Linked DNA regions of Homo sapiens: region 1 is linked to region 2. The links are chromatin loops, found by intact Hi-C in ENCODE. Cell type or tissue: heart right ventricle. All regions are shown on one strand.

Region 1 (8,000 bases), 560 kb after region 2:
TTTATGCCTCTTAAAACTTTGGCCTAAGGTGCTTTGCTCCCATTCCTGGGTACAGAACTAGAAAATGGAGCCAGATCCCAGCCCTTGATGTGTGGACAGGATGTGGGAAGGTAACAAAGGGAGAAAAGGGGTGAATGAAACGCCCAAGATGGCTTAAGAAGCAGTCTCATCTGGCCAGGCACGGTGGCTCATGCCTGTGATCCCAACACTTTGGGAGGCCTAGGTGGGTGGATCACCTGAGGTCAGGAGCTCCAGACCAGCCTGGCCAACATGGCGAAACCCCGTCTCTACTAAAAATACAAAAATTAGCCAGGTGTGGTGGCGGGCACCTGTAACCCTAGCTACTCAGGAGGCTGAGGTGGGAGAATCACTTGAACCCGGGAGGTGGAGGTTGCAGCGAGCTGAGTTCGCGACACTACACTCCCACCTGGGCGGCAAGAGCGAAACTCTGTCCCCCAAAAAAAAAAAACGAATCAGTCTCATCAGTGCAAATGCTCGCAGCTCCCAAATTAGTTGGGAGCAACTGGACCCAAGAAACATTCAGCAAGCACACGCATCTTGAGGTTGTGAAGAACTGTTTAAGAGTCAGACTGCTGGACGCAGTGGCTCACACCTGTAATCTCAGCACTCTGGAAGGCCAAGACTGGTAGATTGCTTCAGCCCAAGAGTTAGAGAACAGCCCAAGAGTTGGAGACCAGCCTGGGCAACATAGTGAAACCCTGTCTCTATAAAAAGTACAAAAATTAGCCAGGTGTGGTGGCAGACACCTGTGGTTCCAGCTACTTAGGGGGCTGAGGTAGGAGGATCACCTGAGCCCAGGGAGGTCGAGGCTGCAGTGAGCCATGATTGTGCCATTACACTGCACTCCAGGCTGGGCAACAGAGAGTGACCTTGTCTCAAAAAACAAAAACAAGCCAGTCTTCTAGATTCATGACCCCAGCTCTGCCACCTACAAGCTACCTGACCTTGGGCCATGACTTAACCTCCCTGTAACATGGGAGTAAATAGTCCTTTCCTCCTAGGGTTGAGGAATGCTTGGAACAGTGCCTAGTACACAGCTAATTCTACAGTATTGTTCACTACTATTACCTGCCTGGAGCTTTAATGCACTATAATCTCATAGAATCTTCCTAACAAGCCTGGGAAAAAGTAATTATTTTATAGATGAAAAACCTGAGGCTCAAGTCATACTGCTGATTTGCAGCAGGGCTGGGATTTAAAGACTCCCCGGTCTTTCCAACTTCAAGTTCCACTGTCCCGTGTTCCCTCCCAGAGAGAGGGGATAGAAAAGGACAACACCGTGGGGGAGGGGAGGTAAATCATGTGGAAGGGGCATGGATGCCATTGGGAAAGGCTCAAAGTGGGAGAGGCTGCCCGGTGGGGAGGTCTGATGGAGACAGTTTTTCCCCATGACCTCTTGAAGTGCCACTTCCCAGAAAAGATGATGGCTGCAGGCTGAGGGCACACTGGGGACTCCACATCTTTCATAGCCATTGCTGAAGTCTCTGAGCCTCAAGAGAAATTTACTGCAGACCACACATCGGCAGCCATGAGAGGGAAGGCGGAAGGGCAGGCCAGATGGGACAGTCCCCAGGCAGGACTCTGCACAGGCTCTGGGGCTGTGGGGCTCTGGGCTGACCACAGCCTGGAAGAGCCTAGTGACACCCTGTCACCCCTAGACTCCTCAGTTCCCAGACACCTTGTTCTGATGAAGTGAATGGGGAGGCTGGGCCTGGGGGTGGGAGAATAGCCACATGATAGCCCCTCACCCCTGCATGCCAGCAGGCAGCAGGGAAGGCAGACAGGAGCCCAGAGGGCCAGCAGCAGTGACCACGGGGCCTACATTTTTCTGGCAACGAGGGTTGGCAAGGGAGAACAGACAGAAGCCTGCTATATCAGGCTGGAAAGAGAAGGACTCTCCTCAGCTTGGAGAAATTCCTGCCTAGTACCATTTGCCCATTCCCAGACTAACCAAATGTTAGAGCAGAAAAAGGGGCTTTCTGAGGTCAGCCAACAGGGCCTCCTTACTTTGCAATGGAAAAAAATTAGGTCACACAAAGTTGAAAGCTATTGTAAAGGAGACCAGAACTTGGGTGCCTCAATACCTAGTCCCATGGTCTTCAGGGCATGCATATGAGATCCAGAATCAGGTCACCATGGCTCTGACTCTGGATCTGCCCCCAGCCATCAATCTGCACTATTCTAGAAGCTTCCTTCAGGTTGTAGGTTCTATAGCTCTGAGATAGAGTGGCATGCACTGTGTGTGCACGTGTGTATGTAGTATGCGTCCATTCAACAGCAAATATTTATCGAGTGCTCCATTTAAGGCCCTGGAGATAAAGCAGTTCACAAATAGAGGAAGCCTCTCCACTGTGTCTCTAGGGCTGACTTTCACTACAGAGAGAGCCTCATGCACAATTTGTGCCTAGACTCAAAGGTAGGATGTGTCCTGTGCACACCATCAAGAGCTACAGCCCTTCTCCGGGTCTCCTTGTGCTTCACAGGGGTTTTGGACAAACCTTATGGGAGCATTTCCCCAGCCCCAACCCATGCCCTGACTCCCGCCTCCCATGGCACCCCAGGGTGCTGCTTCGGGCATTTGGTGCCCCGCCTTGCAATCACTGACTTCCTGAGCAACCTGAAGAGGGACTGTACCTACTTCACCTCTTAATCCTTAGCACCTGGTGGATGCAAGCTCCCTAGGAACTCCCGTTGAATAAAGGGATGATTAAATGAAGGCACCGATTCTCAGTTTCTCTCATCTGTAAAATGCAGGTGATAACTATCTGGATGACTCCTGATTTTCCTCCAGATCAGATGAGACATAGGAGATGAAAGGACCTTGGAACTAACGTGCTGTTCTTCCCAAGATACAGTTCTTATTATCCCCCATAAAAATGGCACCAGCTCAGTGTCTCTGAGAAAGGACTCAGCTATAGAGAGCCTCGGTTTTTATCCGGGAGTGTGTGCTTGAGCATGAATATGTGTGTGAGTGTGAGTGTATATGCTGGCCTGGAGAGCCAAATCGACCCCATAAGAAGATGTAATTTCAAGGAGGCTTCAGGGAACCCAGACCTCCTCCCTGTCTGTCCCTATTTACAGGGACATATGGCTGCCAGGCCAGCAGAGCCCCAGAGGAGTTCAGCCCTCAGCCGAGGACAAAGGGAAGGACGGGAAAGAGAAAGCACCCCCAAGAGCCCTTGTCTCTCCATCGTCCGTCCGTCTGTCAGCGGCAGCCAGTGGCTTGCCAGGCAGGACGGAAGCGCTGCCCGGCCATAAATGACCGCTGGCTCCAGGCTGGCCACCCGCCCTGGCCGCCCGCACGGAAGGGCCGGACTTTACCCAGCAAATCGGGAAGGAACTGAAGCCTCTGAACTTGGGACTTGGGCTCCGTCGATAAGGCCAGTGGACAAACAGAGGGCAGGGACCAGGGCTCCCCTTTATACACACAGAAGCCCGGCTCCAGGCTGATACTGCTGAGATCTTTGCCCTTTAGTTCAAACAGGAAATCTTAAAATGGAAAATGAGCTGCGTAAGGAAGGGGCGCGGCCACTAGCTTACAGGGAAGACGGAGCAGGTTGTTCGCCAAAGAACGTTTTGGCTCCACGCGGCCTGGGGTGTTTGGGAGGGGTCAAGGGTCTGCCTGGGGAAGGGAGAAGGCAGCCTGGCAGGTGAGGAAGCCCTATAGGCAGCTGTAGGGCGGGGGGAGTGTCAGAAACCTGGGTCTGAGCCACAATACGCAACTGATCCGTGGTGTGGCTTGTGGGGAATGACTTCACATATAGGAACCTCAATTTCTCCATCCATAAATGTGGCTAGCCATACCATCCACCTAGAGCGCTCACAGAGGATCTGAATGAAGTCATGGTGTGAAAGTGCCATGCAAGTCACAACCCTACATCCTGGCAAGGCCCTCCCCAGAAGGAATTTCACAATCACAAGGGGAAATCCAGAATAACATCTCCAGCCCCCCATGCCACCCCTGTACACCCCCGTGCTGGCAGTTCAAAGAAGAGAAAATTGGGAGAAGAGAAATAATTAGAGAACGCCAGCAGTCTCTCTGCTGAGGTTTCCAAGTAATTATTCACCTGTAAATTACTCCTCTCACCTTAATTCTATCTCCAGATCCTTTAGACAAGGTAAATTCATTTATTTACATCTCTAACTATCCTGCTTTGGTAAACATTCCAACAAGGTTGGATGGCCCATTAAAGAAAAAAACAAGTGAAGAAGCGAGGCAAGCAGGAGAGAGAGAGATTAACTACTGGTCATTACTGGCATTTGCAGAATTACCTCCAAGGGTAATTAATGAGGAATCATGCCAAAGCAAACCTCAACTTGAGCCAAAAAGGAACCCATCACAGCCAGGTGGAAACTACAGGCGGCCCCACTTGCAGATGGCCCTCGCTTCTCACCTGCAGGATGGGACCCTTCCAGGAGGCTCCCCTTAACTCCTTCTGCCTCAGGCAGTGGTGTGGGCTGCACCTTCATTTCAGGAAGAACTCTCCTTATCTGGTGAGGTCACTTTTGACTCACCCCTCTCACTCACAGACCAGCAATCTTTCTGGGCCACCCCCCAACCCAGGCCTGGCCATTTCTGGGCCTGGCACATCTTAGCTGCTCAATAAACAGATGGCTAGGCATGGCGGCTTATACCTGTAATCCCAACACTTTGGGAGGCCAAGGCAGGAGAATCACTTGAAGCCAGGAGTTCAAGACCAGCCTGGGCAACATAGACAGAACCCATCTCTATAAAAATTTTTAGTAGTGACACGCACTGTATTCCCAGCTACTTGGGAGGCTGAGGCAGGAGGATCACTTGCACCCAGGAAATTGAGGTTATAGTGAACCATAATTGTACCACTGCACTCCAGCCTGGATGACAGAGCAAGATCCTGCCTCTAAACAGACAGATAGTAGCTGCTGAGTGAATGGATCAATGTACTATTCATTCTAATTTCCTAAAGCCTCTTGAACTTGCCAAATTTCAAAGTCACCCCCCCTCCCAAGATTAAACTCACCATCCTTTTTTGCCTGAACCAGAGCCTCCAAAGGGCCTCTCCGCTTCTAGTCTCTCCTCCTTTCCTCCTCCACACAGATTTAACTCTCAAAAAGGTAAACTGAAAAATCAAGCAAGATAATACTTCAGCTCCGACCACTGAGGAGAAGGGCGGGGTTAAGAGAGTGGCCCCTAGAGTCAGATAGCCTGGGTTGAAGTCTGGGTCAACAACAGACCACCTGTGTATACTTTGGGTCAGTTACTTAACATCGCCGAACTTAGTCTTCTCATGGCTTCTTCACCTTAAAATGAGAATAACATCTATCCCACTTACAATGGCTGTTGAGTGCATTATGAGTTAATGAAGAAATGCCTTGCACCTGATGAACACTGGCTGTTAGCAGCAGCAGGGAAATTAGTCTCATCAGCATCGTCCTTACTAGAAATGCCTTCACTGCCTTCTCATTGTCCTCACATTAAAGCCCAAGCACTTTAGCATGTCAAGACACATGGAGTTCACAAGGACAAGAGCCTGATTCCTGTCCTGGTCCAGAGTCCAGCTCAGAGAGCCCTCAATAGATATCACGAATGGATAAATAAATAAATGAAACCAGGCCCTGCTCTCTCTCAGCCTCAATTCTCACCACTTTCCCACCCTCCCTAGTCCAGCCATAGAAGCCCTTGCAGTTTCCCAAATGCTACGTGCTCTCTCAACCTCAGCTCTTTGCACAGGCTGCTTTCTCTAAGAATGCCCTTCCAGGAATCCAGGCACTGCATCCCAGGACCCAGGCATTCACAGACGACAAATGCAGAGAGGCGACCTTAAATGGGCTCGTCTCTCAGAGGTGTATCCCATTTTGGACAGTGAGTGAGCCAGAGGGTTGGACCTTTCAACTGGCCTTTTAAAGTTCATGTGTCTTCTAGAAAGAGCTTTCTAGTGGCTTTGAAATATCCAACAACCCCATGAAAGGGGAAGATAGATATGGGTCTCCCCAGCTTTAAAATGAAAGAATTGTGGTCCATAAAAGGCCAGTGACTTGCCCGTGGTCACCACTTAGTATCAGCAGTGACATAACCTTAAACTTTCCAAGACCACAGAATAGGGGAAAGAACACAGACTCAGAAGCAGGTGTGAGTTTGCAACCCTGGCCAAGACTTTGAGCAAAGTTCACCTCTTTAAGCTTCTAATTTCTCCATCTGTAAAGCAGGGGTAAGCATAACTTTCCTGCAAGGTGGTTTGGGAAGATGTGTTGAGACACCTACCACATGAGAAAGCACCCAGCCACTGCCTGGTCCTAGAGGCAGAGTCACTGCATGAAATGTGAGTGAAGGTTTGGAGAGGAGAGGGAGGCTGAACAGTGGCAGGTGTGCAAGGATCTGGAAGTGGCAATGAAAAGCAGGAGAAGGCAGCCTCTGCCTCCACATCTGGAGTCAGGAATTTTTTAAAACCTTAACTCTCAAAGGCCAAGGGCAAACGGTATCCTCAGCAGAGAGTCGAGGGTCAGTTAAGATAAGAAATAGAGGCAAAATTAGGGCTAGAGACGCAGCTCACAGGCAGCCAGCAGCCAGCATTCGACTCACACACACTCTGCCCAACTGGGATAAACTTCTGAGAACCAAGCCCCTTTAAAGTTGCCTCTCTGGGTTTGTCGTCTGTGAATGCCTGGGTCCTGGGATGCAGTGCCTGGATTCCTAGAAGGGCATTCTTAGCAGAGAAAGCAGCCTGTGCAAAGAGCTGTGGTCGAGAGAGCATGGAGCATTTGGGAACTTGCAAGAGCTTCTGTGGCTGGACTAGGGAGGGTGGGAAAGTGGTGAGAATTGAGGCCGAGAGAAAGCAGGGCCTGGTTTCCATGAGTCATGCTAAGGTGCTTGGCCTTTAATTTGAGGACAATGAGAAGGCAGTGAAGGCATTTGTAGTAAGGACGATGGTGTGAGAGTAATTGCACTGCTGCTGATTAACAGCCAGTGTTCATCAGGTGCGAGGCATTTCTTCATTAGCTCATGAGAAAACCACAGTGATGGGATCAGGTGAACTTTTCCAAAAAAGAGTTGGAGATGGAAACCAGAGCGGTAGCTAGGACCAGGAGGTAGGGAGAGAGACTTGGAAGAGGCAGAGGCCAAAAATATGCAACAATGACCAGCAATAATAGAAATGTCACCACAACAATCAGAGAGTGAAATTAGCTCCTGGTCATTACTGGCATTTGCAACTTCTATTTATTCAACAGTTTCCTCCACATGACTGCTAGGAGATTCTTTTTGTATCTCACTAAAAGAGTAAATAATCGGCCGGACACAGTGGCTCATGCCTGTAATTCCAGCATTTTGGGAGGCTGAGGCAGGTGGATCACCTGAGGTTAGGGGTTCGAGACTAGCCTGGCCAACATAGTGAAACCGTATCTACTAAAAATACAAAATCAGCCAGGTGTGGTGGCACATGCCTGTAATCTCAGCTACTTGGGAGGCTGAGGCAGAAGAATCACTTGAACCTGGGAGGCGGAGGTTGCAGTGAGCTGAGATCACGCCATTGCACTCCAGCCTGGACAACAAGAGTGAAACTCTGTCACAAAAAAAAGAATAAATAAATAAATAAATAATCTCATAATGCTAAGAAGCAGGTCAAGACACATGAAGTTCACAAGGATAAATGCCTGATTCCTGTCCTGGTCCAGAGTCCAGCTCAGGGAGCCCTCAATAGATATCATGAATGGATAAATAAATAAATAAATAAAGAGCTAGCACTAATATCACAAGAGCAAATCCCCAGACAGCCCTTAAATTCATATTTACCAATAATCCCAGATTCTTTTATCTTATTTTCCAAATGACTGATTAAGCAGTTACATAAGTAAAAAAAACTGCTTGAGTTAAATCAACCTGAATTAACACCTGCCTTCTCTATTTGCCCCTCTTGGCCTCAGTTTCCTCATTTGTTTAATAAATATTATTGTGTATTTGGGAATTCTTGAGGAGTCAGGATAATGTATATATAGTGTCATCC
Region 2 (8,000 bases):
GCTTCCCACACTCCTTGGCTTGTGGCCCCACATCTCTCCAACCTCTGTTTTTGTCATCACCTCCTCTCCCTCTGCTCTGACTCTGTCCTCTTGTCTCCTCTTATAAAGACCTTTGTGGCTGGGCGCAGTGGCTCATGCCTGTAATCCCAGCACTTTGGGATCCCAAGGTGGGTGGATCACTTGAGGTCAGGAGTTTAATACCAGCCTGGCCAACATGGTGAAACCCTGTCTCTACTAAAATTATAAAACTTAGCCAGGCATGGTGGCATGTGCCTGTAGTCCCAGCTACTTAGGAGGTTGAGGCAGGAGAATTGCTTGAACCTGGGAGGCGGAGGTTGCAGTGAGCCGAGATCATGCCACTACACACCAGCCTGGGAGACAGAGTGAGACTCTGTCTCCAAAAAAAAAAAAAAAAAAAAAAGACCTTTGTGATGACAGTGGTCCCACCGAGGTAACACAGGATAATCTCCTCTTCTCTAACTTAATCGTATCTGCGAAGACCCCTTTGCTATGGAAAGTAACATATTTCTGGGTTCTGAGGATTCAGATCTGGATGCCTTTGGGGGATGAGGGGGATTATTCAGCCCACCACACCCATATTCTGGATACTTTACATTTTCACTAATTTTACTTTCAATTCTTTAAGTAAATTTATAAATAGGCCTTCAGTGAATTTCCTTGTGAATACATTTGAATGAGTTTCTCTGATGGTTTCCTCAGTGTACATTCCTAGAAGCAGAGTTATTCAGTAAGAACATTTTTAAGGACTTTTGATGTATATTGCCAAATTCTTTTCCAGAAAGGTGTGTGCATTTTTGACTCTGCAGCTATGTGGAATTCACCTTTACTAGTATTTTTTTTTTAAATAATTTCAACTTTTATTTTAGATTCAAAGGGTACACATGCAGGTTTGCTACATGAGTACATTGCATCATGCTAAGTTTGGGCTATGATTGATCCTACCAGCCATATAGTGAGCACAGTACCCAATAGGTAGATTTTCAAATTCTGCCCCCTTGCCTCTCTCTCCCTCTACTAGTCCCCAGTGTCTATTGTTACTACCTTTATGTCCATGAGGACCCAGTGTTTAGCTCCCACGTATACAAGAGAACACACGGTATTTGGTTTCTTGTTCCTGTGTTAATTCACTTAGAATAATGGCCTCCAGCTGCACCTATGTTGCTGCTAAGGGCATGATTTCATTCTTTTTTATGGCTGCATAATATTCCATCATGTATATGTACCGCATTTTCTGTGTCCAGTACCCTGTTGATGGGCACCTAAGTTGATTCCACGTCTTTGCTAATGCTTCACCAACATTGATTGGTCTTGTTGTTATTTCTCATTTTTGGGGTTAATTTGATAGTTAAAAATGGTGTCTCTTAATGTTGAATACTGGCAGACTAAACACTAATCAAATGTTTGTTAACCAAATACTTTTCTTCCTCTTTGACATAGGTACTCATCACTTTTGGCCACTTTTATATAGGGTCATGTTTAGAAGTAAGACCTTTATAGACAGATGTATCTGGTTTTGATTTTTTCTTTCTTTTTTGGCCCAGTGGTGTGACCTTCTGCAAATAACCATTGCCTGTCTTAGCATTCTCATTTTGTGTGCATAAATAACCCAATGCCGTCGTGTGAAACTTATATGAAATGATAAATACAGAGCATCCAGGTGAATGTTTCCGCTTGGTGAGAACGGGCTAAGGCATAGCTACTAGTATGATTATGCTAATGGGTATTGGAAATTGTTTAAAAATGATTTCTGAGATGTATTTATATATATGCAGACACACACATACATCTATATATATATAAAAGTATTACACTCTTGTTTTTATTCATTGAAAATGCTTTTCTAATTTCACATTTTTCTTCTTTTGTATTTTTTTTGCAGTGTCTTTTTTTGTGACTTGTGTTATTTCTGATTTTTTGCATTTATTTTATATTTAGAAATTATTTCTGTATACAACAAACCCCTGTGACACAGGTTTACCTGTGTAACAAACCTGCACATACACCCCTGAACCTAAAATAAAAGTTTGAAGAAGTTATTTCCTGCTTTCAAGATAATTTAAATATTTACTGTAATTTTCATATTTTAATAATTGTTTTCTTTGTTTTCACATAAATCTGTAAGGCATATGGAATTTGAATTGGTAGATATGTGATATTAGGATTAAGTAAATGTTTATTTCTTTCCATATTTTTAGCCACTTTTGCTAGTATTATATGGTGAATATTATACCTTTGAATTTTGCATTGAATATTGCTACTTCCATTATTATCATATATTAAGTTCCAGATCATTGTATGATCATTCTAGAACTTTCTGTCTTGTTCCACTGGTAGATCTATCCAGTCTTGTGATAGTATAATCCTGTTTTAATGATTGCAATATTATATATCTTTCGATGGACAAACTCTCTCGTTTCTTTCTCTTGTTTTATATGTGTTCTTAGCTATTTTACTCATCTGTTCAGTCTTTTCTGAATAACTCTACAACGATGTTTTTAATGTAAAAACCTTATTACTATCATGATAAATTTATGTATTAATTTGGGAAGATCTGGCATCCTTGTTCATGCATCTCATCTGGAAACTTAAAACCTTTCTTGATTTTGTAAAATTTTCTTTTGAGTCTCTGTAAAACTCTGTGGTTTCATTTAAATAGATCACACAATTTTGTTAAAGTACTTAGGTGTATATATTAATACAAGTATAATCGATCTTTTTCCATTGTGTCTTTTAAATGGAGATTGCTGTTATGTAGAAAAGTCATCGATTTGATTTTAAATTTTATTTGGCTAATTTACTGAGCTCTCTTAGTAGTTCTATGAGTTTTTACAGCTATTTTTTCTTAGTTTTACACTATACAATCAATTATCAAATAAAGCAGGATTCTTGCTTTAGTTTTCTAAGTTTTGCTCTATTTTATTGGCTGAAGTGTAAAAAAAAAAAATGTTAATGCCACTGGTGGGCATTCTTGTCCTTTTTCCTACGGTGCTTCTGGTATTTCAACATGAGGTAGGACAAAATAGGTTTTATCCTGATGGAAGTACTCAAAGATCATTCTGATTACCTCCATTGAATATCTTTATTAGAGTTATTAGAGAAAAAATGGATATCAGTAGCCCAGAGATATGAGACACTTATGTGTAAGTGACACTTATGTGTCTCTTAAATGACACTTGAGTGGCATTTTAGCACAATGAAAAGAACAGAGGTTCTGGGGTCAGGGACACTAGGGATCTAATGCTTGTTCCAGTACTTGCCGGTATTGGAACATACACACCTACAATTTTTATTTCTTTCTGTTTAATATATAGGTAATAATATTTCTTTCTAAGGCTGTACTGGAGATTCAATAAGCTATGGGAAAAATACCTAAGACATTACCTGATAGATAATAGGTACCGATTATGAAAGACATCCTACATGCATTAACTTTCTTTTGCAAAATGTGGATTGGAAACAGGCAAAATGAATTTCAGTAAGAAAGGATAGACCTTGATGATGACCTCTATAAGCTTCAATTTCTGTCTCTATTTACATGCAAACTGGAGGATTAAAGTCTCCCCTAATAGGGAAAATTCTGTAAATTCTATGACTCTAATTACAGCCACAAAAGCACCCATTTCTCAGATTCTGTTGCAAAGTGGGTTTCAGAGCAGCCCTGGCCCCAGAGAGAGGAAAAGGAAAAGCCACAGGAAACCTGGGCAACAGTTGCAGTTTCCTCCTTGGCCCCTTCTCTGAGAGCAGTGCTGCGTGTTGTTGCAGTTGTACTGTACTGTTCTACCGCGTGGATTCATAGTTAACATTTTTCTTCCAGGCACATTTAAAACGTTTGGCTCACATCCTCCTTGAGCTGTTTTATAAGGGCAATAACCAAGGCCAGGGTGTGCTCTTGTCAGCAGGCAAAGCACGCAGTGGAGGCTGCCAAAGAGTTTCCTGCTCGGGGGCCACCCATCCTTGGCCACAGGATGCATGGCTGGAGTTCATGGCAACTTGCACAGAGCGAGTGCTGGGACTTTCTGTTCTCAGGGTTCATGCTTTGGATTCCATCCTTCAGCCCTGCTGCATTGATCAGTGGAGGCTATTGTGTTTGTGCTTGTTTGGGACTAGCTCAGAACACATGTCACAGCAGCAGTCCAAGGCCTAGCTCTAAGGCTTGGGGCTGGGAAAATGCTCTTGAAAGACTAGCAAGCTGCCCTTCCCTCCTGTTAATGCAGGCTCGGAGTTCCCATGAATCAGCTGCAGGGAGGCAGGCATTCCCTCATGCTATTCTCTGTGAATTAACTTCTGGAATGAGCAGACAGCACAGACGCCAAGTGGTGGGTTTGAGCACTGTTACCCCACCCGCTTTGAAGTCCACCTTCGCATGAGCGGATCTCTTTTCATGTATTATTTATTGCCAGGGACTTTGATAGGAAGAATCCCCAGAAGATTGCTGAAGGTTTTTTTTTTTCTTCAGAATTCCCTTTGATTAGAAGCTGTTGGCTGTGCCTTGGGCAGCTGGCTCTGTCACAAAGCAGGGGCTCAGTGCATCCTCCCAGTGATAGCTGCCATGCCAGCACCAGTGAGGTTCTGGCTGTGACATGCCTGGGACACCCTAAAGAACTACACAAGTAGAAAGGGTATCATACTCCTTCACTCACCAGAAGGGAGGCAATGAGGTCTCATGAGAGGAAAGAACAGGGGCTCAAGCCAGAGAGATGCAAGTTGAAATGTCATCTCTTCTACTGACCCACAGTATGATGTTGACCTCAGTGTTCTTATCCACTAAATGGCAATAAAAATCTTGGATTCACCACCAAACTGTTGCAGAGAATCAATAAGCCATCCAGAGGTTTTCATTTCTTTCCTCTAAATTCCAAAGCTAGTCTGGAAACTTTAAAGCAGGCTGAATGACAACTCTACACTCTCTTAATCTTCTTTATTTATTTTCTAAATTTTTATTTGTTTATCTTTTTAGAGACAGGGCCTTGCTATGTTACCCAAGCTGGAGTGCAGTGGCTATTAATAGGCTCCATCGGAGCTCATTGTAGCCTCCTGCTCCTGACTACAAGCTATCCTCTTGTCTCAGCCTTCTGAGTAGCTGGAAGTATAGATGAGTGCCACCATACCTGGCTTTTCTTCATTTTTCAATCATTCATTCAGTCAGTCAGCATTCAAGAAATAATACTAAATTAAGTAAATAAACGATTAATTAAATAAAAACATTTCAGTGGCTTTAACATTTTATGTAATGTATTAGATGCTAAGAATAAAGAAATATGTGCTCAAGACACGGTCCCTTCCCTTGTCTATCTCAAAGATCAAAAGGTTAAATGACAATAAAATGTAAAGGATGTTACGGTGCGGAAGGTTCAAGAAGAAAGAAATGCACCCAGACAAGATATTTGTACCAGTTTATGGAATGACAGAAGGCCTTCCAGAAAAAAGGAACATGTAAGCAAGTAGATTATGTCAGTCTATAGAGGATAGCATAAAATATTACAAGAATTTAGAAATAGAGACCCTTTGAGAGTGACTGGAAGTGGCCTGCCCTTACAGGTGGATAGTCCATGCTCTGCCATATAAATGAATGGAAATGTCACGTCTTGCCAAAGTATTCAGGTTCAGGTTGTGATAGTCTGTCATTAAATTCAGCCAGGTCCCACTCAACAGGACTGCCTTTATCACTTTGAAGCAAAGATAGGCTCAACCAATCATGGGCTGCCTGAAAGCCAGGAAAAGAGATAGTTGATGTAAACCCAACCAGGAAAGAGATCGGACGGACTGTGAGGCAGAATGTAGCTCATCAACCTCATTTCTTGTTCTTGGACACATAAAGGCAGCTCATTTAATAGCCTCTTCAGAGCCATGCGCCTGGGTGCTGGCCAATTGAATGTCGACAGAGTGTTGTATGACATTTCTAGCCTTGACCATGAAAGGTTTAATATAATCTTCCATGCACCGTGTCCCCCACCTGCATGGCAGATTCACACACCTGGATACCTGACTTATTGCCTGGAGGAGAGCTACCCAGTTGCATCGCCCAGCCTACACTGAACCATTATGTGAGCAAGAAATATTGACCATTATGTGAGCAAGACCTGTGAGCAGGTCTATTGTGTTAACCTGCTGAGGTTATAGAGGTGGTTTACATAGCAGCTAGCGTTACTTAACTTGGCTAATGTGTGTATCTAAACCATCTAGAACCATGACCGACTCATAGTTGACATCTAAGGTCATTAAATTGAATACATGGTAAGAGGTCATCAGTATTTGTTGTACTCTACCAAAGGCCTTGTTTGGGTGAGTGAAGGGCACAGTACCTGGTGAGCTTGAGGATTCTGGTAATCAGTTCACCGGGTCTAACTCTGGGTCAGGAAGGGTCCATATAGCTGAGAGCTACTGGAGCTATTCTGCATGCTGACCAGGTTTCTGGAAGCACATCCAACTCTCCTAACTGGAAAGAGGTATCTGGAATAGCAAAACCAATTATTTTTGCTCTTAGAAGGGTCTCTATCCCATTATAAATTTTATATTGGTAACCAATCTGCATATTCTTGTTTTATGAGTTTGGCTATTGCAGTTGATCCATCAAAGTTTGGTCACTTCGAGGTATGCTGGTGAGATTGACTTCCTGGAATTTTAAAGTTGAGGAACTGATCCTGTTAACTTCATCAAAAGAATATGCAACTGGCTAGCCGGGATTGAGTGATAAGCTGGTCTCACTTTTAGAAAATCCTTTGCTAATTACATATGAAATGATGATGATGATGATGATGATGATGATGATGATGATTGCTATCATTCATTCAGTGCTTATCAATTTCAGCTACTCTCTGTTAATCATTTTACATCATCTCATTTGATTTTTCACAATAACTCTTAGAAGTACAGTCATGTGTCCCATTATGACATTTCAGTCAATGATGGTTTGCATATGTAATGGTGGTCTTATTAACTTATAATATTGCATTTTACTGTATCTTTTCTATGCTTACATACACAAATACTTCCCATTGTGTTACAATTGCCTACTGAATTCAGTATAGTAACATGCAGTACAGGTTTGAAGCCTAGGAGCAATAGGCTATGCCATATAGCCTAGGGGTGTAGTAGGCTATACCATCTAGGTTTGTGTAAGCACACTCTATGATGTTTTCCCAATGACAAAATCACTTAAAAACATTTCTCAGGACATATCCCTGTCATTGAGTGATACATGACTGTAGTTGTCATTGCCCCTATTTTCAGATGAGGGAACTGAGGATCAGAAAAATGTGGTGACTTGCTTTAGAATACATTTCCTATAAATGTCAGAGCTAAAATTAAAACTCAACTCTCCTGGACTGCAAAGTCCAAGTTCCCTTAATCCGATCAATCATTTTCAAACTGCTCTCTGCTGAGCTGTAAGTGGCCTAAGAAGCCAATCCAGGATTGGGAGTGGAGCATGAAAGAATAGATTTCTGCCTCCTTACCCTACTTTTTACCAGAACAGAGCCTCTTCTCCTTGACTTTTTTGTTACTGATTCCACCTAACTTTTGTTTGAGCAAGGGGTTCTAGGCTAAATAAAGACTTTGAAAATCACTGCAGCATACCATAATACGTAGGAGGAAATTTTGTAGAAAATGAGTTTTATTTCTGAACACAAGGAGTGCGTTGTGATTTATGGATTCTCCTCTTCTTTTGTATCTTCTTCCACATTATCTGAAGATACTTATTCTCCCAGGAGTCTAAGCTTCTTGAGAGCAGGGACTCTGGCTAGTCATAATTTCCCCCCGCTCACCGCCAATACTAAGTAGAATACTAGGCAGACAATTGCTACCCTAGTTCACTCTCAACACTGCCTCCTAAACGATTATTTTAAAGCACGACTCTGATTATGCTACTTACCCAATGTTACTTAATATTTTTCAGGGACCATTGTTACTCCCAGAATAGACCAAAATTTCTCACCAAGGTATCCAAGTCCATTCTGACAGCATCCCAGCATCCCAGACAC

What was found. A loop is a pair of places that touch in the nucleus more often than their neighbours do. Peaks named below come from ENCODE experiments on the same cell type or tissue, not always from the same donor. Only the 100,000 strongest peaks of a DNase experiment are listed, where the experiment ranks them.
Region 1: a loop joins it to region 2, with 2.2 times the contacts of the local background. A loop is called at or near these places in 2 of 110 quality-filtered maps.

What each region holds. Positions count from the first base shown.
Region 1 is chr9:107,583,199-107,591,198 of GRCh38, reverse strand. LOC105376205 (a long non-coding RNA gene) reads right to left here. Exons shown (of 9, transcript XR_930217.2): 4 at 5,022-5,120. Among named protein-coding and RNA genes, the nearest start is that of KLF4, 97 kb to the right of the region's middle. RefSeq lists enhancers at 2,798-3,322, 3,323-3,848. In heart right ventricle, no CTCF peak of the experiment used is centred here; a DNase peak (open chromatin) is centred at 3,498; H3K4me3 peaks cover 998 bases; H3K27ac peaks cover 3,270 bases.
Region 2 is chr9:108,138,878-108,146,877 of GRCh38, reverse strand. All of the region lies in intron 4 of LOC105376214 (a long non-coding RNA gene), which reads left to right. Among named protein-coding and RNA genes, the nearest start is that of KLF4, 650 kb to the right of the region's middle. In heart right ventricle, no CTCF peak of the experiment used is centred here; a DNase peak (open chromatin) is centred at 4,007; H3K27ac peaks cover 1,961 bases.